Regions from separate parts of the Homo sapiens genome. Here all the other regions are linked to region 1. The links are chromatin loops, found by intact Hi-C in ENCODE. Cell type or tissue: GM12878. All regions are shown on one strand.

What was found. Peaks named below come from ENCODE experiments on the same cell type or tissue, not always from the same donor. Only the 100,000 strongest peaks of a DNase experiment are listed, where the experiment ranks them.
Region 2: it touches region 1 in a loop (8-fold over the local background); 4 of 110 quality-filtered maps call a loop at or near these places.
Region 3: it touches region 1 in a loop (4-fold over the local background); 14 of 110 quality-filtered maps call a loop at or near these places.

What each region holds. Positions count from the first base shown.
Region 1 is chr22:30,751,004-30,759,003 of GRCh38, forward strand. The region is part of intron 2 of OSBP2 (oxysterol binding protein 2); the gene reads left to right. Among named protein-coding and RNA genes, the nearest start is that of MIR3200, 23 kb to the left of the region's middle. RefSeq lists a silencer at 4,519-4,668. In GM12878, a CTCF peak has its summit at 4,600 (motif pointing left); a DNase peak (open chromatin) is centred at 4,568.
Region 2 is chr22:30,601,853-30,609,852 of GRCh38, forward strand. It overlaps TCN2 (transcobalamin 2), which reads left to right and starts at 5,322. Exons shown (of 9, transcript NM_000355.4): 1 at 5,322-5,543. The coding sequence starts at 5,480. It also overlaps a transcript of PES1 not described here. RefSeq lists enhancers at 5,108-5,687, 5,190-5,484, 7,470-7,764, 7,539-7,818. In GM12878, CTCF peaks have their summits at 439 (motif pointing left) and 3,863 (motif pointing left); DNase peaks (open chromatin) are centred at 5,357 and 7,659; H3K4me3 peaks cover 2,414 bases; H3K27ac peaks cover 3,269 bases.
Region 3 is chr22:30,702,202-30,710,201 of GRCh38, forward strand. The region is part of intron 1 of OSBP2 (oxysterol binding protein 2); the gene reads left to right. Among named protein-coding and RNA genes, the nearest start is that of OSBP2, 11 kb to the left of the region's middle. In GM12878, a CTCF peak has its summit at 3,976 (motif pointing right); DNase peaks (open chromatin) are centred at 3,850 and 4,120; H3K4me3 peaks cover 656 bases; H3K27ac peaks cover 2,350 bases.

The DNA of each region.
Region 1 (8,000 bases):
GTGCTGGGATTACAGGCGTGAGCCACTGCACCCGGCCTCTATTGATAACTCTTAAAATCAATTGCCAATTAGAAAAAATTTAAATCTACCTGTAACCTGGAAACCCTGCCCACTTCAAGTTGTCCCACTTTTCTGGACCAAACCAATGTGTTTCTTAAATGTATTTGATTGAAGTTTCGTGTCTCCCTAAAATGTATAAAATCAAATTGCACCCCAATCACCTTGGCACATGTTCTCAGGATCTCCTGAGGGCTGTGCCAGGGGCCATGGTCACTCATATTTGGCTCAGAATAAATCTCTTCAAATATGTATGTGTTGTGTGTGTGTGTATATATATATGTATATATATATATTTTTTTCTTTTTTCTTGAGACGGAGTCTCACTCTGTCATCCAGGCTGGAGTGCAGTGGCGTGATCTCGGCTCACTGCAACCCCCATCTCCCAAGTTCAAGCAATTCTCCTGCCTCAGCCTCCCAAGTAGCTGGGATTATAGGTGTCCACCACCACGCCTGGCTAGTTTTTGTATTTTTAGTAGAGACGGGGTTTTGCCATGTTTGCCAGGCTGGTCTCCAATTCCTGACCTGAGGTGATCCTCCTGCCTTGGCCTCCCAAAGTACTGGGATTACAGGCGTGAGCCACTGCGCCCAGCCCTCTTCAAATATTTTACAGAGTTTGACTCTTTTCGTTGACACCCAGCACTCATAAATCATCCGCCCACAGCCGGTGGCAGGAGATGGGGCAGAATCACCCGCAGGAGATTAGGCGCCCAGGGCACTTGAGAGGTGAAAGGAAAAAACTGCTTTTACTGTCTTCAAACAACTTATGTCCAACAACATGTGTCGACCCAAAATGAGGCTCAGCAGCCCCCGAGGGATTCACCTCTAGAAAGACATTCACCTTCTGCTCAGGGCAAAGACATGCTGCTTGTGGCTGCAGGAGGGAAAGCCATGGTCATCCTGGGGGAGGCGTGCTCACACTTCCCAAAAGAGTACCTGTGTCAGTCACAGAGGGGTCTGCAAGCTGGGACGGTAGCCCTTCCCTGCCAGCCCTTCCTCAGCCGTGGGCCTTCCCTGGAGCCCAGGACCAGGTGTTGGAGCAGAGTGCTGTTCAGCGGCACCCAGCCACCTCTGCTCACTGCAGTAGTGATTCTCTGCCTGTGCATCTAAAATTTGACCTTTTGAGGTTTTCCAGTTTTATATTTATGGCTCGAACTTGCCAGTTGCCTAAAATGAGCTGAAGGAAGGAATACTTATTTCCAGGCCACATATTTTTTCTTTGCTTTGCTTTTTTTTTTTTTTTTTTTTTTTTTTTTGAGACAGAGTCTCACTCTGTCGCCCAGGCTGGAGTGCAGTGGCACCATCTCGGCTCACTGCAAGCTCCACCTCCTGGGTTCACGCCATTCTTCTGCCTCAGCTTCCCGAGTAGCTGGGACTACAGGCGCCCACCACCACGCCCAGCTAATTTTTTGTATTTTTAGTAGAGACAAGGTGTTACCCAGGATGGTCTCGATCTCCTGACCTTGTGATCCGCCTGCCTTGGCCTCCCAAAGTGCTAGGATTACAGGTGTGAGCCACCGCGCCGGGCCCAGGGTTCTTATTATGCAGATGAAGCCTCCAAGTAGCAGGCTTCAGAGAGAATAGATTGTAAATGGTTCTCACCAGACTTAAAAAGGTGCCACACTCTTAGTTCTCTCCTGGATCAAGGAAAAGACCTGGAAAAGGAAAGAGATTCTCTAAAGAACATAGACTTTCCCAAGAGACAGATTTGCAGGGCCATTTCAAAATATGTCAAAGAAATGTATTTTCAGGTAAAATACTCTGATCTCTTTTAGGGCCTGCTATTTGTCATGTGATACTATACTAGAGTCAGGCTGGAACTTGGTGTCATTGCTACAAAAAGTCTTAAGATCTCTGCTTTAATGTTAATGCTAGGCAGCTGTGCCTGAATTCCAAAGGGAGGAGGGTACAGAGGCATGTCCAACCCCCACTTCCCATCATGACCCTAGCTACTTTTTTTAGGTTAACTTTGGAATGCCCTTGGCTGAAAGGAGGAGCCCATTTACATGGTTGTGGCACTTCGAATTTTTTTTCAGTTTACAGCCCTATATGAACTCAAACTTCAGGAGCAAGGTGTGGCAGCTCCCACAGAGGTGAGAACCAAGACCCTCTGTGGTTGGAAGGGAGATTTGCATATGGATTAGCACAGTGTAAGGTAGGAGGCCCTCAGTGTCTTGGGGTGGCTGGAGGTGGGGTGTGGGGATAGGATGTTACTGGTGGGAGGTGAGACTTGAGAAGCTTTGGAATATGGAGATGGAGGTGAGGAGGGCAGGGAAGAGGACTCCAGGTGGTGGGCATGGTTGGAGCAAAAGGGTAGATGTGTTCAGGGACTGTGAGTGTCCTCTGTGGCCTGGGCATCATAGTCAGACTGCAGCATCCCTCAGCCTGGGAGTCACCAGGGGAGGTTCAAGATAACTTGGTGGAGACAGCTCCGTGCTCCTTCCCTTGAAGCTGAGGGTATTGGCCTGGGCAAGATCTGGGACTAGGACCTCCATCTGGCCAGGAAGGTGGTGGATGGGAGGGCTGGACAGGCTCAGTGGCCAGAGTGTAGAAGTCACCTGTCCACTCCAGGCCAAACCGTCTTTGGTCAGCAGCCACCACAGAGCGGGATGATGTGCTTTCCCAAGGATTTTGCATGTGATGGTTTGAACACGGGTTATTTGGCTCCCTCTGAAAAGAGTTATTATTGGACTTATCCCCAGGAGAAGGGCATATTTGCCTGCAACCCTTCAGGGGGAAACAAACTTTTTCCACATATTTGAAGTTATGAGAGGGATTTGAAAGCAGTGAAGCAAGCATGTCCTGTAGAATGCCCTGGAATGCAGTGGCCTTTTCTCCAGCCAGTTTGGTATTCCTTCCGTTTTGCCTGGTGGCAGCTCTCACATTCCCTTCCACCTGTGTATTTGGGGCTGGATGACACATTGTTCCCTGTGTGGAATTTATTTGTTCTTAATTGTTATGCCCAAATATTGTGTCACATTGATCAAACTCCAAGAAATCAGAGGCACACAGCACTTGAGAGAATTACTCTGAGTCTTTCTTTCTGCTGCTTGGGGAAAAAATAGATTTTCCTTTGAATCTTTTGGCTGGACTTCAGCCAAAAATTGGGCAGACTTTTCCAAGTGCGTGAGAAGATGCTGAAACTCCCTGGATGTGTTTTCCCTGCACACTCCCTCTGTTTATAGTTCCTGTTTATTGTTGACATTGGAAGGCTCCTGTTCTGTGAAAGAAAGCAACGCAATCCTGCAAGGTCACTGAAAGGCAAAATGGTTCTTATGCACTAAAGTGCATGCATATGTCCCTCAGCAGGCTTTGATTGGTGTCCTTGTGTGTCCTGGGGGCTGAGCCAGATGCAGGGAACTCAGAGATGAACAGGCACAGGCTTGGACCTGGCCTTTAAGGAGCTCACTGTTTGGGGCTGAGGAGAGACTCATGTGGGCAGCACAGGTATGCTGGCCCATGCAGAGGAGAGAAGAGCTGTACCTGGGGTGGAGTAGGCACCTCACTGTTTCCCCGTGCCCCTTGGCTTACACCCCACCCTGCTCTGTAGCAAGCTGCCTTACCTTCCCCATGTCCTTTGTGTCACCCCCGAGGGCTCTCCCTTGGCCTCAGGGAAGCCTGTGTGCTGTGCTGTCCTGCCCCGCCGGCCTCATCTTGGGGTCTCCATGTGTGTCTGACTTCTCCACCTGGAGCTCCTCTGCATGGACCTCCTGCTGCTGTGCTGGGGCAGGGGTTGACCTGTCCAGCCCCCTGGCTTCTGGATCAGCTTTGGTCATTGCCTCTTGGGGCTGCCCTTGCCCCATCTCAAAGCCTCCCATTGCCATATAGCTTTCTGCTGACTACATCTTCCTGTCCCCATCACTGATCTTCCCATCTGTCTTCAAGCTCATAAAAACTCCCCGTCCTTGACCCCTCTGCTTTCTTCCTGTATACCCACTCTTTCTGCTGGGCAGCCTCTCCTCTTTCTTGCTGGGACCCTATCTTCCTGACCTCTTAGCTTTCAGCACACGCATCTCCAACGCCCTAGCCAGGATCAGCTCACTTGTGTCCCCCTGTGGGCACTTCTCAGCTGCTGATGGACAACATCTATAGATCTATAGCTGTGTAGGCCGTGGCCACTAAACAGTCATGCTTTACACCCACTGGGCATGCCAGACCCACAGGGGCGCTTAGAGCAGAGTGGGTGCAGAGCTCTGGGCAGCTGATGGCTGGGACCTCAGATGATGTCCTGGGCCACAGATCAGGAGACTTCCCTGCTGGGCTGGAGATGTACAGGGCCCCATATCACCAGAGAGACCAGAGCTCACCACAGGACCAAGCAGCCTTTCAAGAGAGTCCTTATTATCAGATTCTCATTCCTTTCTTATCCTTTATTAGAAAAATTCATATGAGGAAGGGCATGGAGTTTTCTGCTGTTCTGATGAGGAATCAGGCAACCCCAGGACCGTGTGATTGGTTGTTTAAGCAGCTTCCGAAGTGTAGGCCTCTTTTGACTTCGGGAAGCTTTGTCTTATTTCCAGCTGCCATCTGGTGGCTGGATTGAGGCCCTTCTGAGGGCATGTTGAGTCAACCAGGGCTGGCTTGCTCACCTGTCTTTATAAGGTCCCCACAGGGTCATCAGAATGTGAGACCTCTGGGGAGAAGAGTCCAACCAGGAGAAGGAACTTTCACCTACGCAGCCCCCACCCTCCAAGAGGGGCAAACCTGGCCCAGGGACTGGTCGATTGTGCCCCTCTTCAGCGTTCCCCTCCCTGTGCCACTCATTCTTCCAAATCCTGGTGTCTTGGTGCCTCTGCTAGGATTGCACCCCACCCGTCTCAGCCCTCAGGTCCACCAGGGCCCTTGGCCATGGAGCTTGTCCTCAACCCCTGGGCCTCGTTCCCTGGTCGGCATGCTCTTGCATCTTCAGCTGTGCCTTAACGTGGAGCACCAGTCCCCACGCAGCCTGACCCCACTAGGCCCTGTCCACCTCTGCCCCCACATGGTCACCTCCAGACTCTGTGGGCTCTGGCTCAGTAATCTTAAAATCAGAAGCCCTGTTCTGGCCACCACAGCAGTTACCCTTCCAGTGCCCTTCCAGATCTGACTCCTCCAGGTGGCAGTTGCGTTTTTCTTTTCCTTTCTCACTTGGCCTCGCCCTGTGGTTCATCCCTGCTGGGGTGAGTTCTTCCTCTCTCTCCTGGTTGTCTGGCTTCCTTCACACCTGTTTGTCCTCTGTCTAACCATGGGGCAGCCCAGGCACTAGACAGGTTGGGCCCAAATCCAGACTGTGTCACTTATAAGGTGGGTCCCTCTGCCTCTGTCTCTTCACCCACAAAGTGTATGTAATGATAAAGACCTTTTAGGGGCCAGGCATGGTGTCTCACGCCTGTAACCCCAGCACTTTGACTTTGGGAGGCTGAGGTGGGCGGATCACGAGGTCAGGAGTTCCAGACCAGCCTGACCAATACGGTGAAACCCCGTCTCTAGTAAAAATACAAAAATTAGCTGGGCATGGTGGCGCACGCCTGTAGTCACAGCTACTCAGGAGGCTGAGGCAGAAGAATCGTTCGAACCCGGGAGGTGGAGTTTGCGGTGAGCAAAGATCATGCCGCTGCACTCCAGCTTGGACGACAGAGCGAGACTCCATTAAAAAAACAAAACAAACAAACAAAAAAAACCTCTTAGAGTTGTCAAGAGGGATAAATCAAATCATGCTACAAACTGCCCAGCAGTCACTGGAGTGTGGTGGCCACTCAGCTGACGGAAGTAACATTGTCAGTCTTTGGGTGATGACCTGTCAGTTCTGCACCTTCTACCTTCAGGCAGGGGTGATAGGGCCCTTTGCTGAGCACACGTACACATGCTATGCAGCCACGTTCTGCAGTGACCCTCCCAGCCATGCAGACAACACTCCTCAAACCCAGGGTATCTGCTGTGTGGTGACCCCTTCCAACCATGCAGACCACACTCCTCAAACGCAGGGTATCTGCTGTGCGTTGACACCTCCCAGCCAGGCAGACCACACTCCTCAAACCCAGAATATCTGCTGGCCTTGATCAGTACCTGTCCCCTTTGTGTGAGTCCCTCACCACCTTTCTCTCCCATCTCCCAGGGACGTCCTTGCTACTCTGTATATTTTCACTGCTGCCTCCTGCCACACTGCAAAAGATCTTGCTTCCTCATGCATAGAACAAAACCAGATCCACAGCTGAGCCCCTCAGCTCTCTGCCATTACACGCTCCCTGCGTCCCCCCTGCCATATGAATCCCAAATGATTCCAGTGGAGACATTTCTCCCCTTTGAAGCAGTGCCAGCTTCAAAGGGTGATTTTCTCCCTCTTGCTGGGGGACTTGGTTTTATCGCTGTTTTCTTTTTCCTTTTCTTTTCTTTTTTTTTTGAGACAGAGTCTCTGTCGCCCAAGCTGGAGTACAATGGCATGATCTCGGCTCACTGCAACCTCCGCCTCCCGGGTTCAAGTGATTCTCCTGTCTCAGTCTCCCGAGTAGCTGGGTCTACAGGTGGGTGCCACCATACCTGGCTAATTTTTGTATTTTCGGTAGAGACAGGGTTCCACCATGTTGGCCAGGCTGGTCTCAAACTCCTGACCTCAAGTGGTCTGCCCGCCTCGGCCTCCCAAAGTGCTGGGATTACAGACATGAGCCACTGCACCCAGCCTTATTGCTGTTTTGTCACTCCTGTAGCCTCAACCTCTCTCCTGGCCTCTTCCCACTGCATATGACCCACCACTCACTACTTTGAAACTGTACTAGCCAAGGTCTCAGGTCACTTTCCAGACCTGGCAGATGACTAAGAAGTGAACCTGGGTGTCACCTTGAGTCCTGCCCTCCCTGATCCCTCATGTGCAGCTTGTCAGCAGATCCTGTCAGTGCCAGACCTGAGCACTTTCACATCTGCCCACTGCCCTCCATCTGCCTGGCCTCCAACCCAGTTTCACTATCTGACCTCCCAGAGTCTGGACAGCAAGAGTGAGTCTTTTAAAATCCAATTCTGCTCAGTTCCAGTTCCAGGTAGGATTAAGTGAGAAGGTTTCACTCTGCAGCTATGAAACATGGACAGGGCCAGGCACAGTGGCTCATGCCTGTAATCCGTGCACTTTGGAAGCCTGAGGCAGGCCGATCACTTGAGGCCAGGAGTTCGAGACCGGCCTGGCCAACATGGTGAAACCCCATCTCTACTAAAAATACAAAAATTAGCCGGGTGTGGTGGCGCACGCTTGTAGTCCAGCTACTGGGGAGGCTGAGGTGTGATAATCACTTGATCCCGGGAGGAAGAGGTTGCAGTGAGCCGAGATGGCACCACTGCATTCCAGCCTGGGTGACAGAGCGAGACTCTGTCTCAAAAATAAAATAAAATAAAATGTGGACAGAATGCACAGAGCAGCTATTTGAGCACCCTGAAAATTAAGTAGCCACAAGCAGACTAGAGAAGACCAGAATCTGAGGTAACACCAAACAGGTGGTGAGGTTACAATTTTTTCCCTCCAGTATCTTCTAGAGTGGACTCAGGGGAGACCCAGAAGTGAGCAGACAGAGAAAACTCCTGGAGAAGCCCTCTAGTTCAGGCTCAAGGAGGAAAGGGTCCCCTGTCAGTGATAGCAGTGGCGATGAGAGGCCTGCAGGTACCAAAAACTCAGAGGAATCCATGCACACCAGTAGGAAGAGCTCTGGGCCCAAGAAGTGAGGGAACCCCTGTTCCATTTTTCTCTCACTCTTCCTACCACTTAGCCCCCGATATAGGTGTGGTGGTGGGAAGTGGGCAGCCAGAGGACTGAAACAGAGCCCAAGAGAACCAGAAAAAAACAGGAAATCACAGAAAGAGAACACCTTGGGAAAGTGACCCCATAACGTTGTTTTCATGAACTCCTGGCTTCACGTTCAAGCCGCACATGGATGGATCTGATCCTAAACAGCATACTAAAGATTTTGAGAACTGAACTTAAA
Region 2 (8,000 bases), 150 kb before region 1:
ATCTCTGCTTCCCAGGTTCAAGTGATTCTCGTGCCTCAGCCTCCCGAATAGCTGGGATTACAGGTACGTGCCACCACACCCAGCTAATTTTTGTATTTTTAGTAGAGACGGAGTTTCACCATGTTGATCAGGTTGGTCTTGTTCTCCTGACCTTGTGATCCACCCGCCTCGGCCTCCCAAAGTGCTGGGATTACAGGTGTGAACCACCGCACCTGGCCCCTTCTTTTCTTTTCTTTTTTTTCTGATGTGGTTTGGCTCTGTGTCCCCACCCAAATCTCATCTTGAATTGTAATTTCCACTTGAGGGAGACACCTGGTGGGAGGTGACTGGATCATGGAGGTGGTTTCCCCCATGCTGTTCTCATGATAGAGAGGGAGTTCTCACAAGAGCTATGGTTTTAAGTGTGGCACTTTCTCAATCTCTCTACTGCCACCTTGTGAAGAAGGTGCTTGCTTCCCCTTTGCTTTCTGCCACGATTGCAAGTTTTCTGAGGCCTCCCCAGCCATGCACAACTGTGAGTCAATTAAACCTCTTTATAAATTACCGAATTGCAGGTATTTCTTTATAGCAGTGTGAAAACTAATACTTTTTTTTTTTTGACACAAGAGTTCCACCCGCCTTGGCCTCCCAACGTGCTGCGATTACAGGTGTGAACCACCATGTCCGGCCTCTTTTTTCTTTTATTTTCTTTTCCTTTTTTTCTTTTCTTTTGATAAAGATAGGGGCTCACTATGTTGCCCAGGCTTGTCTCAAACTCCTGGCCTCAAGTGATCCTGCCACTTTGGCCTCCCAAAGTGCTGAGGTTACTGCACCCAGACAATTATTTCTTTGATGGACTATGCTTTAGGTGTTGTATCTAAAAAGGCATCACCTCTTCTTGAAGTTTTATAGTTTTGTGTTTCATAGTTAGGTCTATTTCAAGTTAATTTTTTGTGAAAGGTGTATGTTTAGGTTGATTTGTTTTGCATATAGACATCCAATTGTTCCTGCACCATTTGATGAAATGTCTTACTATTACACTAATAGTGTCTTGCTATTTATCTTAACTTGAAAGCAATTTGTGTGTGTGTGTGTGTGAGAAGGAGTCTCGCTCTGTTGTCCAGGCTGGAGTGCAGTGGCGTAATCTTGGCTCACTGCAACCTCTACCTCCTGGGTTCAAGCAATTCTCCAGCCTCAGACTCCCAAGTAGCTGGGACTACAGGAGCCCACCACCAGGCGCAGCTAATTTTTGTATTTTTAGTAGAGACTGGGTTTCGCCACGTTGGTCAGGCTGGTCTCGAACTCCTGACCTCAGGTGATCCACCCACCTCGGCCTCCCAAAGGGCTGGGATTTCAGGCATGAGCCACTGCGCCCAGCCACTTGAAAGTAATTTTAAACTCACAGGCCCCCTAAAAGGTTCTTGGAGACTACCAGTCATCCAGTGACCACAGTTGGGAACCAATGCTCTAGTTGATGGGATTTTTTTATGATTTTATCTTTGCTTTCTCCTCCTCTTCCTCCTTTTCTTTCTTTCTGTTTTTGTTTGTTTTTTGTTTTTTGTTTCTCCGAGATGGGGTCTTGCTCTGTCACCCAGGCTGGAGTGCAGTGGCATGATCTTGGCTCACTGCAACCTCTGGCCCCCAGGTTCAAGCAATTCTCCCGCCTCAACCTCCCAAGTAGCTGGGACCACAGGCACATGCCACCATGCCCGGCTAATTTTTGTATTTTTAGTAGAGACTGGATTTCACCCTGTTGGTCAGGCTGGTCTCGAACTCCTGACCTCAGGTGATCCACCCGCCTCGGCCTCCCAAAGTGCTGGGATTACAGGTGTGAGCCACTGTGCCTGGCCTTAAAATATGATTTTAATATATATACACTTTTAATCACTAAAATAGATATTTCATATAGAACTAGAGTTGTGTATTTGTTATATTCATTCTTCTCATGCCATCTTCATGCATACAATTTTATTTTTCTCTTTTGGGTTAATTTTTAGGCTAGTCCTCGCCAAGTCAGCCTAAAACCACCAGAAACAAACCCAGTTGTTGACTTATTCCAATGAGGGAAACCACCCAGCAGAGGAACTATAGTGATCTGGCTGAACAAAGGGAAAGGTTATTAAAGAATTGAAGGGAAGGGTGGAGTTAGGTGAAGTGTAAAGCAAGCAGTGTTTTGAGGCAAGCAGGCTCCAAGTATCACAGGGCTGTGTATGAAGGGTCCGCTTCAGGTCTGGACGGCAAAGTGGACCTAGAGTCTTGTTTCCTTGGAAACTACAAAGTTAAGAAAAATGTGGAATGCTGAGTCCAGAAACACCTTATCTGAGACTGCTTGTCTGTGTCAAAATGACATAGCTCTTTTAGGCAACAGTGGGATGTTCTGTTCTTACTAATAGGATATCAAACAGCAAATTTCTGATTGCTTGTGCTTTTAGGGGGAAAAATATAAATAATCAGTAAAAAAAGTAGTAGTCACCCAAATAGCTGTAGCATGCATGGCCTTGATAGAAATGTTTCCTGTTGGCCAGGCGCGCTGGCTCATGCCTGTAATCCCAATACTTCGGGAGGCTGAGGCAGGCAGATCACTTGAGGTCAGGAGTCCGAGACCAACCTGGCCAACAGGGTGAAACCCTGTCTCTACTAAAAATACAAAAATTAGCTGGGGGTGGTGGCGCATGCCTGTGATGTCAGCTACTCAAGAGGTTGAGGCAGGAGAATCGCTTGAACCCGGGAGGAGGGTGTAGTGAGCCGAGATCATGCCATTGCACTCCAGCCTGGGCAACGAGTGAGACCCTGTCTCAAAAAAAATAAATAAATAAGAAAAAATAAGAAATGTTTCCTGTTGATGTTGCAGCTGGCTTGCAGCTGGCTTTAGAGGTCCCTGTTATCCCAGTCTAGTGGGAGCACAGGCAGACTTTTACTTTCTCATTCCAAGCTAGTTTTCACCACAAATAGAAATCTTGATCTGGCCAGGTGCAGTGGTTCATGCCTGTAATCCCAGCTCTTTGGGAGGCTGAGACAGGAGGATCGCTTGAGCCCAGGAGTTCAAAAATAAAAAAAATAGAAATCCTGATCTAAATGATGTAATCATTTTTGTTTTTCACATTCCCTGACCACATGACCTGAAATAGCACTACCCCTGACCAGTCACTCTATTTCTTTTTTTAATTTTACTTTATTTTTAGGACAGGGTCTCCTTCTGTCGCCCAGACTGGAGTGCAGTGGTCTGATCTCAGCTCACTGCAACCTCAGCCTCCTGGGCTCAAGTGATCCTCCCACTTGTAGCCTCTAGATTAGCTGAGACTTACAGGCACACACCACCATCCCTGGCATTTTTTGGTTTTGTTTGTTTTTTAGAATCAGGGTCTCACCATCTTGCCTAGACTGGTCTCAAACTTGTGGGCTCAAGCAATCCTCCTGCCTTGGCTTCCCAAAGTGCTGGGATTACAGGCATGAGCCACCAGTATTTCTAATATGTATGGGAAATATGCTGTCTTCCTATTCCTACTCCCCCACCCTCTAGCACTGAGTCCAGGTAGGTAGGCAGGGGGGTGTCTCCCTCCTTTACTTCGACACCCTAACTACCTTGGGGATCAGAAGTGACTCTCTGGAAGGATGCTGCTGCTTCTCACCAGAGGCTGACGATAACGAAGGCTATCCTCCATGGCCACCTCCTCCAGGCTGCCTTCCTGGAAATAGGAATCATAATAGTTGTTACTGGAAACAGGCAGAGGGTTGGGGGAGCCAAGGCAGTCCCACCCAGGACCAAGGTGGCTCCATTGCACACACTTCACCATGACTCCCCTGAAGGTCCAAACGTGCGGTTCTGCGGAAGTTGGGCTCCCCACTGGCCTCCCTCCTTCCTCAGAACCTCCAGGGGTGCTCCTCCTAGTGGCCACATCCAGCCTTTCTGACTGGACAACCTATCATTTAAAATTTTCAAGTAGTTCCGTAAACAGACACACGTTGCTGTATTTATTTATGTCAAGGGCTTGGTTTGTGATAAATCAGGCTCAAAAAGATTGTCTTAAAAGAGTGAACCTTGGCAATTTACCATAAAATAATTGCAATGCAGATTGTGCATGGAAATGATTGGAGATATTTTAAGGTCATAGTGTCTTCACAAATTGAGCTGAAAGGGAACTGTTAGGATGATCTTGCCTAACCCTCTCTTCTCACACAGGAAGAACTATTTTAAACTCGAGAGGTTAAGTGACCTGGCCAAAGTCACACAGCCACCACTAGTTAACTCGTATACATTGATTCTCCTGTGGGGCTGGGCAGATGAGGAATCTTTTGTTCTCTTCCCTGTTTGCAGAGATTTTTTTTGAGGTTACTTTCCGAGTTCTGGCAAGTACCCCTGCTTCTGGTAGCTTTGTGTCTCGATTCAATCTCATTCTTTTTATTTTATTTTATTTTTGAGACAGGGTCTCACTTTGTCACCCAAGCTGGAGTGCAGTGGTGTAATCTTGGCTCACTGTAGCCTCCACCTCTTGGGTTCAAGCGATCCTCCTGCCTCAGCCCCCCAAGTAGCTGGGATTACAGACGTCTGCCACCACGCCAGGCTAATTTATGGTTTTTTGTATGTGTTTTTTGTGTTTTTGTAGAGACAGTGTTTCCCCATGTTGCCCAGGCTGGTCTCCAACTCCTGAGCTCAAGTGATCTGCCCGCCTCAGCCTTTCAAAGTGCTAGGATTACAGGTGTGAGCCACCGTGCCCGGACTTAATCCCATTCTTTAACTTGTTTTGTTTTGTCCTCTCCAGGAGGCTCCCAGCCCTTTCGGATTGGTTGAGAAAAGTGGCCTGGCTGGTCTGGGGCCAGCGGCACCCACCCTCCCCTCAATTGCCCAACTCCCCCCCCCCACCGAACTGCCCAACTCCCCCTCCCCAACTGCCCAACTCCCCCACCCCCACAATCCCCTCCCGCCACAACTGAGGGAGGCGGTGCTGAAAAACAGCTGACTCCAGCAATGCTGCTCACGTGACCACTGCAGCTGCAGCTCCCGTTCCACTCCTTGTCCTGGGCTAGGTGGGCACTACCAGGGGCTCCTTTGGTAAGGAGTACCGGGTAGGCACCCGGTCCTGCCAATCCACCACTGGAACAGCTGGGGGGACAGCAGACAGGCACGGTCGGACAGACTTGACAGATCAGGCATCAGGCCCTCTGCGCTGGTCCCGGGCTCTTTAAGCAGGAACGTGAATGGCCTCAAGATGTCTCACATGGTCCCACTAGCCCTCCTCCTCCCTTTGTTCCCTACCTCCAGGAGGGCTGCTCTGCCCTTCCTTCCTCTGTTCTTTGGCCTTATGTTCCCCGCCACCACAGACCTTCCCCCGCCCCACCCCTCTGCAGACTTAGCCGTGCATTGCAGGCATGGAGGATTAATCAGTGACAGGAAGCTGCGTCTCTCGGAGCGGTGACCAGCTGTGGTCAGGAGAGCCTCAGCAGGGCCAGCCCCAGGAGTCTTTCCCGATTCTTGCTCACTGCTCACCCACCTGCTGCTGCCATGAGGCACCTTGGGGCCTTCCTCTTCCTTCTGGGGGTCCTGGGGGCCCTCACTGAGATGTGTGGTGAGTAACTCGCCTCTATCCTGTGCCTCTTTCCTCCTGGGTCCTTAGTGGGGTGGCTAGGGCATAGGATGAGGGAACTTACCTGCCCTTCTAAGCTCCCATAGCAGTTTGGGCTTAGCTGGACCTCAGCATTTAACACATCCTATTGTGATTGATTATATGTTTGACTCCTCACCAGACAAGATCTCCGTTAATTCAGTCATTCGTTCACACATTCATTCAGCGCATACTGAGCCTTTTCTGTGTCAGGCCCAGTGTTAGCCTTTGGGGAACGTGCAAAGCATGAGACAAGTCTAATCCCTGCCATCCTAGAGCTTATGTTCTAGGGAAGGGGGACAGACAAAAGAAATGGTTAGGTGCTCCCACCTGAAATCTCAGCATTTTGGAAGGCTGAGGCGGGAGGGGAGGATCGCTTGAGCTCAACAGTTCAAGGTCAGCCTGGGCAACATAGGGAGACCCCATCTCTACAAAAAATAAAAAAAATTAAAAAATAGCTGGGCATGGGGAAGACTTTCTGAAGACCAAGAGGACACATGGGAGCTGAAACTCGAAGGAAGAAAAGGAGCTGGCAGGAAAGGAGTGGGGGACACACATTCTAGGCAGCAGGAAGTGAGCCTTCGGAGGTCCTGCCTGCTCCAGCTCTGTGCCCCAAGGGGTCTCTTGGAGCACAGTCTCCTGGGACCTGTCTATGAGTCTGAGCTTAGAGGCTCAGGGCTGCTCCTTCAGACAGGAGGCAGAAGGCAGGCTTTGGGAACTTTGGGCCGCCCACGCGCCTTTTCTCCTCCTCTGCACCTAGGATTACGTTGAGCAATACACTTTCACCCCCATGGTCTCTTGAGACCCTGGGGAAACCCTGAGAGGTGGGTGCAGTCATGTCCAGGTGTCAAGTGAAGAAGTCGAGGGTTGGAGGGGCTGAGTGACCCACTCAGGGTGCTCCACCTTTTCCAGAGCTTTGCTGAACTTAGTTTTTAGAACTTGAAGCCTCGTTTGTTTTCGTTTTGTTTTTTGTTGAGAGAGGTTCTCCCTCTGTTGCCCAGGCTGGAGTGCAGTGGCACGATCTTGGCTCACTGCAGCCTCTGCCTTGTGGGTTCAAGTGATTCCCCCACCTCAGCCTCCCAAGTAGCTGGAGACTGCATGTGCATACTACCATGCTTGGCTAATTTTTGTATTTTTTTGTAGAGACAGGGTTTCGCCATGTTGCCCAGGCTGGTCTCGAACTCCTGGGCTCAAGTGAAACTCTTGCGTCGGCCTCCCAAATTGCTGAGATTACAGGCGTGAGCCACCGTGCCCGGCCAGAACTCCAAGCCTCTCATCTGTGTTCCATAAATGCAATCAGACACCTCAGGTCTGGGCCCAGGAACCCCAGCTCTTGGTTCATGTCCGGACAGTCCCCAGGGGAGTTCTGGGTTCAACCAGCAAGAGCTCTTCCTCCTGGCTGATCTGGTCCTCAGCCTTGGACAGTTAGTCCATTAACCTGACCCCACAGGAGCCCCAATCCCTTGGGGTCTGGGGAATCTTGAACTGGGGTTTGGGGTGCAAATATCTGCACTGAGTCACTTAATTGCACCCAGCCTCATTCCTTTATCTGTAAAGTGGGCTAAGAATGCTCCCCTGCCTTCCTCCTCGGTGTAGTACAAGGAAGGATCCCATGACACCTGCTCTCCCAGTTTAAAGCTCTATATGTATGTTGTGAAATTGACAGGGATCGCTGCACAAACGCTAATGCAAAGTGGGCTCCTGTGCTTCCTTTTCTCTTTCTTCTTCTTTTTTTTTTTTTTAATTTTCTTCTAGAGATGAGGTCTCACTATATTGCCCAGGGTTGGTTTCAAACTCCTAGGGTCAAGCGATCCTCCCACCTTGGCCTCCCAAACTGCTGGTATTACAGGCGTGAGCCACTCTGTCTGGCTCCTGTGCTTGTGAATGTCAACAGCAATCAGCCCTTAGCTGGCAGGGCTGGGTTGGTAGGGCGAGAGCTCACCCAAGGCTGCTTTTATTACCCTGCGTGAATCTGCCTGGCCCCTTCCTTCTAAGGAGGTTGCTCTGTGGTTGTCAGTCTCTCCCTTTACAGCTGGATCCTGATCTTTCAGTTTCTAACCCTGTGCTGACTCATCGTGCTGGAAGTGAGAGCCCGGGGTGAGGTCAGGGAACTCCCTTGCGCGTTTCAAGAAAAGGGAAAAGGAAAGAGAGGTGAGGAGGGGGGCAGATGACCAGAGAGACACAGGCTGAGAGAGACTGAGACAGACCCAGAGAGCCTCACACATTGAGTGACAGAGACGGAGAAATGGAGATAGGCACCAAAAAATGGTTCTCAGTGACAGAAAGGGAAAAAAGCAACCCCCCAGTCTCTCTTAACATCTGGTGAGAAACCAGCCATGTGCTTTGGTCTGGGCCCACACAGCAAAGGATTATGTAGGGTTTCATGCTGGTGGATGGTCACCTTATAGCAACAGGTATCTG
Region 3 (8,000 bases), 49 kb before region 1:
GCCTTCTGCTTACCTGGTGTCCCAGCTTCTGTCCTGGACAGTGCATCCCTGCTGTGGTGCTAGTGTCCCACCTCCATGACCCTGGGGTTGTCTCACCTTCTCCAGGATTCTCTTTCAATAGTACCTTCTCTGCTGGGCGTGGTGGCTCACGCCTGTAATCCCAGCAGTTTGGCAGGCTGAGGCAGGTGGGTCACCTGAGGTCAGGAGTTTGAGACCAGCCTGACCAACATGGCGAAATCCTGTCTGTACTAAAAATACAAAAATTAGCTGGGCATGGTGGTGGGTGCCTGTAACCCCAGCTACTCGGGAGTCTGAGGCATGAGAATCACTTGAACCTGGGAGGTGGAGGTTGCAGTGAGCCAAGATCATGCCACTGCAATCCAGCCTGGGTGACAGAGTGAGACTCGGTCTCAAAAAATAAATAAAATAAATAAACAAAACAAAACAAAACAGTACCTTCTCCTGTGTAAGCAGATCCCTGTATTGAATTTCTCCTGTTTGAAATACCTAGAGTAGCCCCGTACTGATCCAAAGAACCAGGTCTTCCTCCTTTGGGAATTTACAGGGTATGTCTGAGCTTCTCTGCAGATAACTTTGTGTCAAGGGGACACCATGGCCAAGTTTGGCATCTTCTTTGTATTCCACATAGAGCCTGGAGTAGTACTTGCCACTGATACATCCTCAGTAGCTTGGTTTGTCTGTTAATAGATGAGTGAGTAAATGAATTAGAGTTGCCTGTGAGTTTATGGGATTTCAGAAAGCCAAGTATGTTCATGCCAAACTTGAATTTTTCTTAATTTGTCTTCCATTTCAAAAACTTGTTTGCTGCAATAAGTTAACTGGGGAGATAAATTGGAGATTGCAGGCTTAAGCCAGGAGTGCAGGAAAAGCAACAGTGGGAATGTGGATATAATGTGTTTCTAGCTTTGAATGTGTTGCAATAGGCTACTCAGTGAACCAGTATCTTATTTTTTTTTTTTTAAATTTTTTGAGATGGAGTCTCGCTGTGTTGCCCAGGCTGAAGTGCAGTGGCAAAATCTTGGCTCACTGCAACCTCTGCTTCCTGGGTTCAAGCGATTTTCCTGCCTCAGCCTCTGGAGTAGCTGGGATTACAGGTGTGCACCACCACACCCAGCTAATTTTTGTATTTTTAGTAGAGATGGGGTTTCACCATGTTGGCCAAACTGGTCTCAACCTCTTGAGTTCAAGTGATCCACTCTCCTCAGCCTCCCAAAGTGTTGGGATTATAGGCGTAAGCCACCATGCCCGGCCTTATAGCTTTTTTTTTTTTTTAGACAGAATCTCACTCTGTTGCCCAGGCTGGAGTGCAGTGGCACGATCCTGGCTCACCACAACCTCTGCCACCTGGGTTCAAGCAATTCTCCTGTCTTAGTCTCCCAAGTAGCTGGGAGTACAGTCACCTGCCACCATGCCCTGCTAATTTTTGTATTTTTAGTAGAGACGGAGTTTCACCATGTTGGCCAGGCTGGTCTCAAATTCCTGACTTCAAGTGATCTGCCCGCCTCAGCCTCCCAAAGTGCTGGCATTACAGGTGTGAGCCATCGTGCCTGGCCTGGCCTTATAGCTTTTAAAGCTACTTTTCTGTGTATCTGATGGCTTGCCTTGCACTGTTGGAAGCCAGCTATTGATCAAAGAAGGGGCCTCTACCCTAAAATGTTAGATCCAACTGGATAATACAACCTTTTGTCTGTGGGGTATTCTGCAAGTGTCAGAGTGACTTCCAGTTTATGCTTTCAGTGCAGGAGTGCTGATCTTGCCATCCTGTTACATGGGGAAAAAACTGGAAGCACATGAACAGCACGAGGATTCAATCACAGTCTTCTGACTCAGCCCACGCAAAGGTGTCCACCCACCTCACACTGGGGAGACTCTTCTGTGGGGTCCTGGGTTGGAGGTCTCCGAAAGTAACCCCAGGCTCAATGACCCACTAGGAGGACTCACAGGACTCAGCATATATTAATGGCAAAAACTGTGATTACCTTTGTACCAACCTAATAGTTGTACCCACAGCTATACTTTATTACAATGAAAGGATGCAAAGAAAGCACGATGGCAAAGAAACAGAGTGAAGTCTGGGGAAAAACAGCTGCAAGCTTCCAAGGGTCCTCTCCCAGTGGAGTCACACAAGATGCGCTTAATCCCTCCACCACCGAGTTGTGACAACGCACGTGAAATGCTGCCAACCAGGGAAGATCCTTAGAGACTCAGAGCCCAGGGTTTTTACTGGGAGTTCGTCATGTGGGCACCTTCTGTTTGGCACGTACCCAAATTCCAGATTCCCAGAAGGAAAGCAGATTTTTTTTTTTTTTTTTGAGACAGAGTCTTGCTGTGTCGCCCAGGCTGGAGTGAAGTGGTGCAGTCTCAGTTCACTGCAACCTCTGCCTCCTGGGTTCAAGATATTTTTGGCTAATTTTTGTATTTTTAATAGAGATGGAGTTTCACCATGTTGGCCAGGCTGGTCTCGAACTCCTGACCTCAGGTGATCTCAGCCTCCCAAAGTGCTGGTATTACAGGTGTGAGCTGGAAAGCAGATATTTGCCATAAATCACATCGTTTGTACAAACAGTATAGGCACAGTGAGCCACCCTTATCAGTTAGGGAATGGTAGGAAACCTCCCCAAATTCAAGCTACCAGACACTAGCCAAAGGCCCCTTGGAAGCAGGCCTGTCAAAGGACGGGCAGTCTCAGGCCTGCTGTGTGAACTCTTTTCTGCACAGGTGTGAACTCATTCCTCCTTGCAGACATCAGTGACATCAGTCAGAGTAAGGGCTGGTTCAAGGAGAGTGAGTGCCCATACTTGGCTTTGAGTGATGGAGTGGCCTCTTGTCTCTGATCAGAGAAAGCCACATGCCAGTCTTGCAGGGTGTCAAACACATAGCATGTCTGCTGCTCTGTGTGCTGAGTGCCTGCTCTGTGGCTCTCCTGGCCCTGTGATTGGCGGTTGATTGCATCACAGACACTTGTCTGATCTAGACCTTGCCCAAGGTCATCTGGCGGCTTGGTTTTTGCAAGTGACTGGGGTACACTTGCCACATGGACCCCTTCCTCCCCAGTATTTTTGTTGTTGTTGTTGTTGTTGTTGTTGTTGAGATGGAGTTTTGCTCTTGTTACCCAGGTTGGAGTGCAGTGGCGCGATCTCAGCTCACCGCAACCTCCGCCTCCCGGGTTTAAGCAATTCTCCTGCCTCAGCCTCTCGAGTAGCTGGAATTACAGGCATGCACCACCATGCCCGGCTAATTTTGTATTTTTAGTAGAGTCGGGGTTTCTCCATGTTGGTCAGGCTGGTCTCGAACTCCCGACTTCACATGATCCACCTGCCTTGGCCTCCCAAAGTGCTGGGATTACAGGGGTGAGCTACCGCGTCTGGCCTCCCCAGTATTTTTGCGCCTTTGGTGGAGTGTCTGCTGTGAGTTCTTCAGCTGCTGCTACTGAACCTTGTACGTTTCTCAGGGAGGGTCTGTTAATCCAAGATTGGGGCCTGACAAGAAGTCTGAAACGTTTGTGACAGTGAGCCTGCACTAGCTTTGGTCATATTGTTTATTGATCTCCTGCAGTGACCACAATGTGCAAGGCAGTGTGAGTGACAGACCTGCATACCACTGTCACACAACTGGAGTGGAGGAGGGGGAGGGAAGTGTGCACACACCCTGGTTATTTAGTAAGAGGCCAACAGGTTGAGGCAAAGTGCTTTGTGGGAGCCCCTGGATATTCAAACATGTGGCTTTCACTTCCCCTGTAGTCTTTTGGGATACAGCTGGCAAACTATGTCAGTAAAGAAAGACAGGTCTATGAAAAGGCTGTGAGGTTCCCTAGAACAAGATCAGTATATGCTTATCCCAAGGGGAAAGAGAGGGGAAATGGGCCTGTTCCCTGGATGACTGCTGGATGCTGACACGTGGAGAGAGGAGATGGTAAGAAACACCTCTGAACAAAATTGAAATTGGCAGCTTGGTGTGTGGTGAATCACACAGCAGGTGTCACCACACGGAGATGTGGCTTTAAGAGGCCCCTTTCATAATCATACACACGGAGCAAACTGTCAATAAGTTTTGGGGTCATGCTGGGTGCTGTACACTTTTTTTCTTTTATGTGCGATGCTTTGCCACGTTGCCTTACTTTTTTTTTTAAGAGTCCTTGGAGTTCTGATTGCTTAGTGATGCTTCATTCCATTTGGCATCTTGTCACACGCACAGCCACAGCTCTACATTTAATACCGATTTAACAATCTTGACTCACACCATTTGATCTGCATTGCTGGGCCATTGCCTGAAACCAAGAGGAGGGCAGATGGTGTGGCTGAGCTTGCATAGGAAACTGCCAGATTGCATTGTCCTTTGAAGCAGCAGGAGGTGCCGCCTTCCTAATACAGTGTGTGGTTTCCCTGGGCTCACCAGATGAAGCCCTGACCCTCGGCGTGATAGTCACTGTCCTTCACAGCCAGGTCCTGCCTCTCTTTTCCCTATCACTCATCTTCTTCCAGCCTTGACCCTTCTTCTAACAAACTTGCCTTACTCCCCCTTTGCAAGCCACATGTGTTTCATTCCTCACTCCAGATCTTCCTGCCATCCCCTCAGCCAGAAGGACCCCTCCTCATTGCTGCTGAAATCCTATCTGGGTAGGCTTAATCCCAGGGTCATCTCAGCATGGACCTGTATGGATTTCCTGCAACGATCTGGAGGAACTGTCCTTCTTCTGGATGCCTTTTTGTGTATTTCATTTGGCCATGCACCCCATCAGCTGGGTATTCGTCCTTCTCTCTCCGTTAGATCAATACCTCCCTCCTCCCCACCGGAACATAGGGCCATGTCTTCTCAATGTAGTGTCCTCTAGAGTGCTGGGCCTAGGGCCTTATACTTGAAAGACTCTCAAACTTCAGTGAAGCTTTTTTTTTTGAGACGGAGTCTAGCTTTGTCGCCAGTCTGGAGTGCAGTGGCGTGATCTCAGCTCACTGCAACCTCCGCCTCCCGTGTTCAAGCAATTCTTCTGCCTCAGCCTCCGGAGTAGGTGGGATTACAGGCTCTCGCTGCCACGCCCGGCTAATTTTTGTATTTTTAGTAGAGACAAGGTTTCACCATATTGGCCAGGATGGTCTTGATCTCCTGACCTCAAGTGATCCACCCACCTTGACCTCCCAAAGTGTTAGGATTACAGGCGTGAGCCACCGTGCCCGGCCTTAAGTGAAGCATTTTTATAGAAAATGTACTTTTTGGGCCCAGTGCAGTGGCTCACACCGGTAATCCCAGCACTGTGGGAGGCTGAGGCGGGCGGATCACGAGGTCAGAAGATCGAGACCATCCTGGCTAACACAGTGAAACCCCGTCTCTACTAAAAATACACAAAAAAAATTAGCCGGGCACGGTGGCGGGCCCTGTAGTCCCAGCTACTCGGGAGGCTGAGGCAGAGGAATGGCGTGAACCCGGGTGGCGGAGCTTGCAGTGAGTCGAGATCATGCCACTGCACTCCAGCCTGGGCAACAGAGCGAGACTCTGTCTCAAAAAAAAAAAAAAGAAAATGTACTTTTTGTAATTTTGTGTTTTGTTCCTAGTATAAAGACCCAACATGCAGCCTGAACCATTGCAGTAGCCGAGGGGGAGTCAATGAATTGCTAGGAGAACACAGTGACCACGAGGCTACACATGGCCCAGCTTCTTCAGCCCCATTTCTTTTTTCTTTTTTTTTTTGAGACAGAGTCTCACTCTTGTTGCCCAGGCTGCAGTGCAGTGGTGCAGTCTTGGCTCACTGCAACCTCTACTTCCTGGGTTCAAGCGAGTCTCCTGCCTCACCCTCCCGAGTCGATGGGATTACGGGCATCTGCCACCATGCCTGGCTAATTTTTGCATTTTTAGTAGAGACAGGGTTGTGCCGTGTTGGCCAGGCTGGTCTCGAACTCCTGACCTCAGGTGATCCACCTGCCTCAGCCTCCCAAAATGCTGGGATTATAGGTGAGAACCACCTCGCCTGGCTGTTCAGCCCCTTTTCTAAGGCTTACATGAGCTAAGACTATGTGAGGATATTGAGAGCTCATTGTATTAATGTGTATTTAAAACTCTTTTGTTATGAAGAATTTTAAACAACATATATAAGAGTAGACAATAGCATAATGAAACCCCATGTACCCATTACCTAGTTTCAACAATTATTAACTTCTAGGCCAATCTCGTTTCATCTCAGTCCTTCTCAAATCATTTTAAAGTGAATTCTAAATATGATATTTTACCTGTGACTATTTCAGTATATATCTCTAAAGGATAAGGATTTTTTTTTTTTTTTTTTTTTTTTTTTTGAGACAGAGTCTTGCTCTGTCACCCAGTCTGGAGTGCAATGGCATGATCTTGGCTCACTGTAACCTCTGCCTCCTGGGTTCAAGCAATTCTTCCGCCTCAGCCTCCCGAGTAGCTGGGATTACAGGCGCCCACCATCATGCCCGGCTAAGTTTTTAATTTTTGTAGAGACGAGGTTTCACCATGTTGGCCAGGCTGGTCTGGAACTCCTGACCTCAGGTGATCCGCCCACTTCAGCCTCCCAAAGTGCTAGGATCAACAGGCGTGAGCCACCGTGCCCGGCCAAGGATAAGGATTTTAAAAACATATCCACAGGCCAGGGGGGTTGGCTCATGCCTGTAATCCCAGCACTTTGGGAGGCCAAGGTGGGTGGATCACCTGAGGTCAGGAGTTCGAGACCAGCCTGACCAACATGGTGAAAACTTATCTCTACTAAATATAAAAAATTAGCCGGGTATGGTGGTGGGTGCCTGTAATCCCAGCTATTTGGGAGGCTGAGGCAGGAGAATCACTTGAACCCAAGAGGTGGAGGTTGCTGTGAGCTAGGTTGTCCTGTTGCACTCTAGCCTGGACAACAAGAGCGAAAACTCCATCTCAAAAATAATAATAATAAAATAAATAAATAAATAAACAAAAACATATCCACAATACCACTATTACAACTAAAACAAGTTAACAATCATTCCTTATCATCAGCTATCCAATCAGTGTTCACAATTTCAGTGGTTTCAAATGTCATAAATTTTTTTTTGGATACATTTGTTTGTATTGGGACTCAACCAAGATCTACCCATAGAATTTCCCACAGTCTGGATTTTACTGATGGCATTTTCTTGGTGTAGGTTAACATGTTCCTCTCTCCTCTGTAAGGTCTTAGTTTGACAGATGGATCTAGAAAGTTGAATAGGTGGTGGTGTGTTCTTCCATCAGGAGTTGGTGGCTTCTCTTTTTTTGTGATGTTAGCAGCTAGTGATGATCAATCTTAGATTAGTCTAATTGTTTTTTGTTTGTTTGTTTTTTGTTTTTTTTTGAGACAGAGTCTCACTCTGTCTCCAGGCTGGAGTGCAGTGGTATGATTTCGGCTTACTGCAAACTCCACCTCCCAGATTCAACCAGTTCTCCTGCCTCAGCCTCCTGAAGTGCTGAGATTACAGGCATGAGCCACCGCACCTGGCCAAATTAGTCTAATTATTTAAAAAAAATTTTTTTTTTTTAAGACATGGGGTCTTGCTGTGTCACCCAGGCTGGTTTGTGAACTCCTGGGCTCAAGTGAGCCCACACTTGGCTTCCCAAAGTGCTGGTATTACAGATGTAAGGCCACCTCGCCCAGCCCAGATTAGTCTAATTCTATCACTTCATCCTCATTTATTGGCAGGGATACTTTTTTTTTTTTTCTGAAATGGAGTCTTGCTTTGTCACCCGGGCTGGAGTGCAGTGGTGCAATCTCAGCGTACTGTAATCTCTGCCTCCCAGGTTCAAGCAATTCTCCTGCTTCAGCCTCCCGAGTAGCTGGAATTATGGGCATGTACCACCATGCCTGGCTAATTTTTTTGGTATTTTTAGTAGAGACAGGGTTTCACCATGTTGGCCAGGCCGGTCTTGAACTCCTGACCTCAGGTGATTCCCCCACTCAGCCTCCCAAAGTGCTGCGATTACAGGTGTGAGCCACCGTGCCCCGCCTTAGCAAGAATACTTCT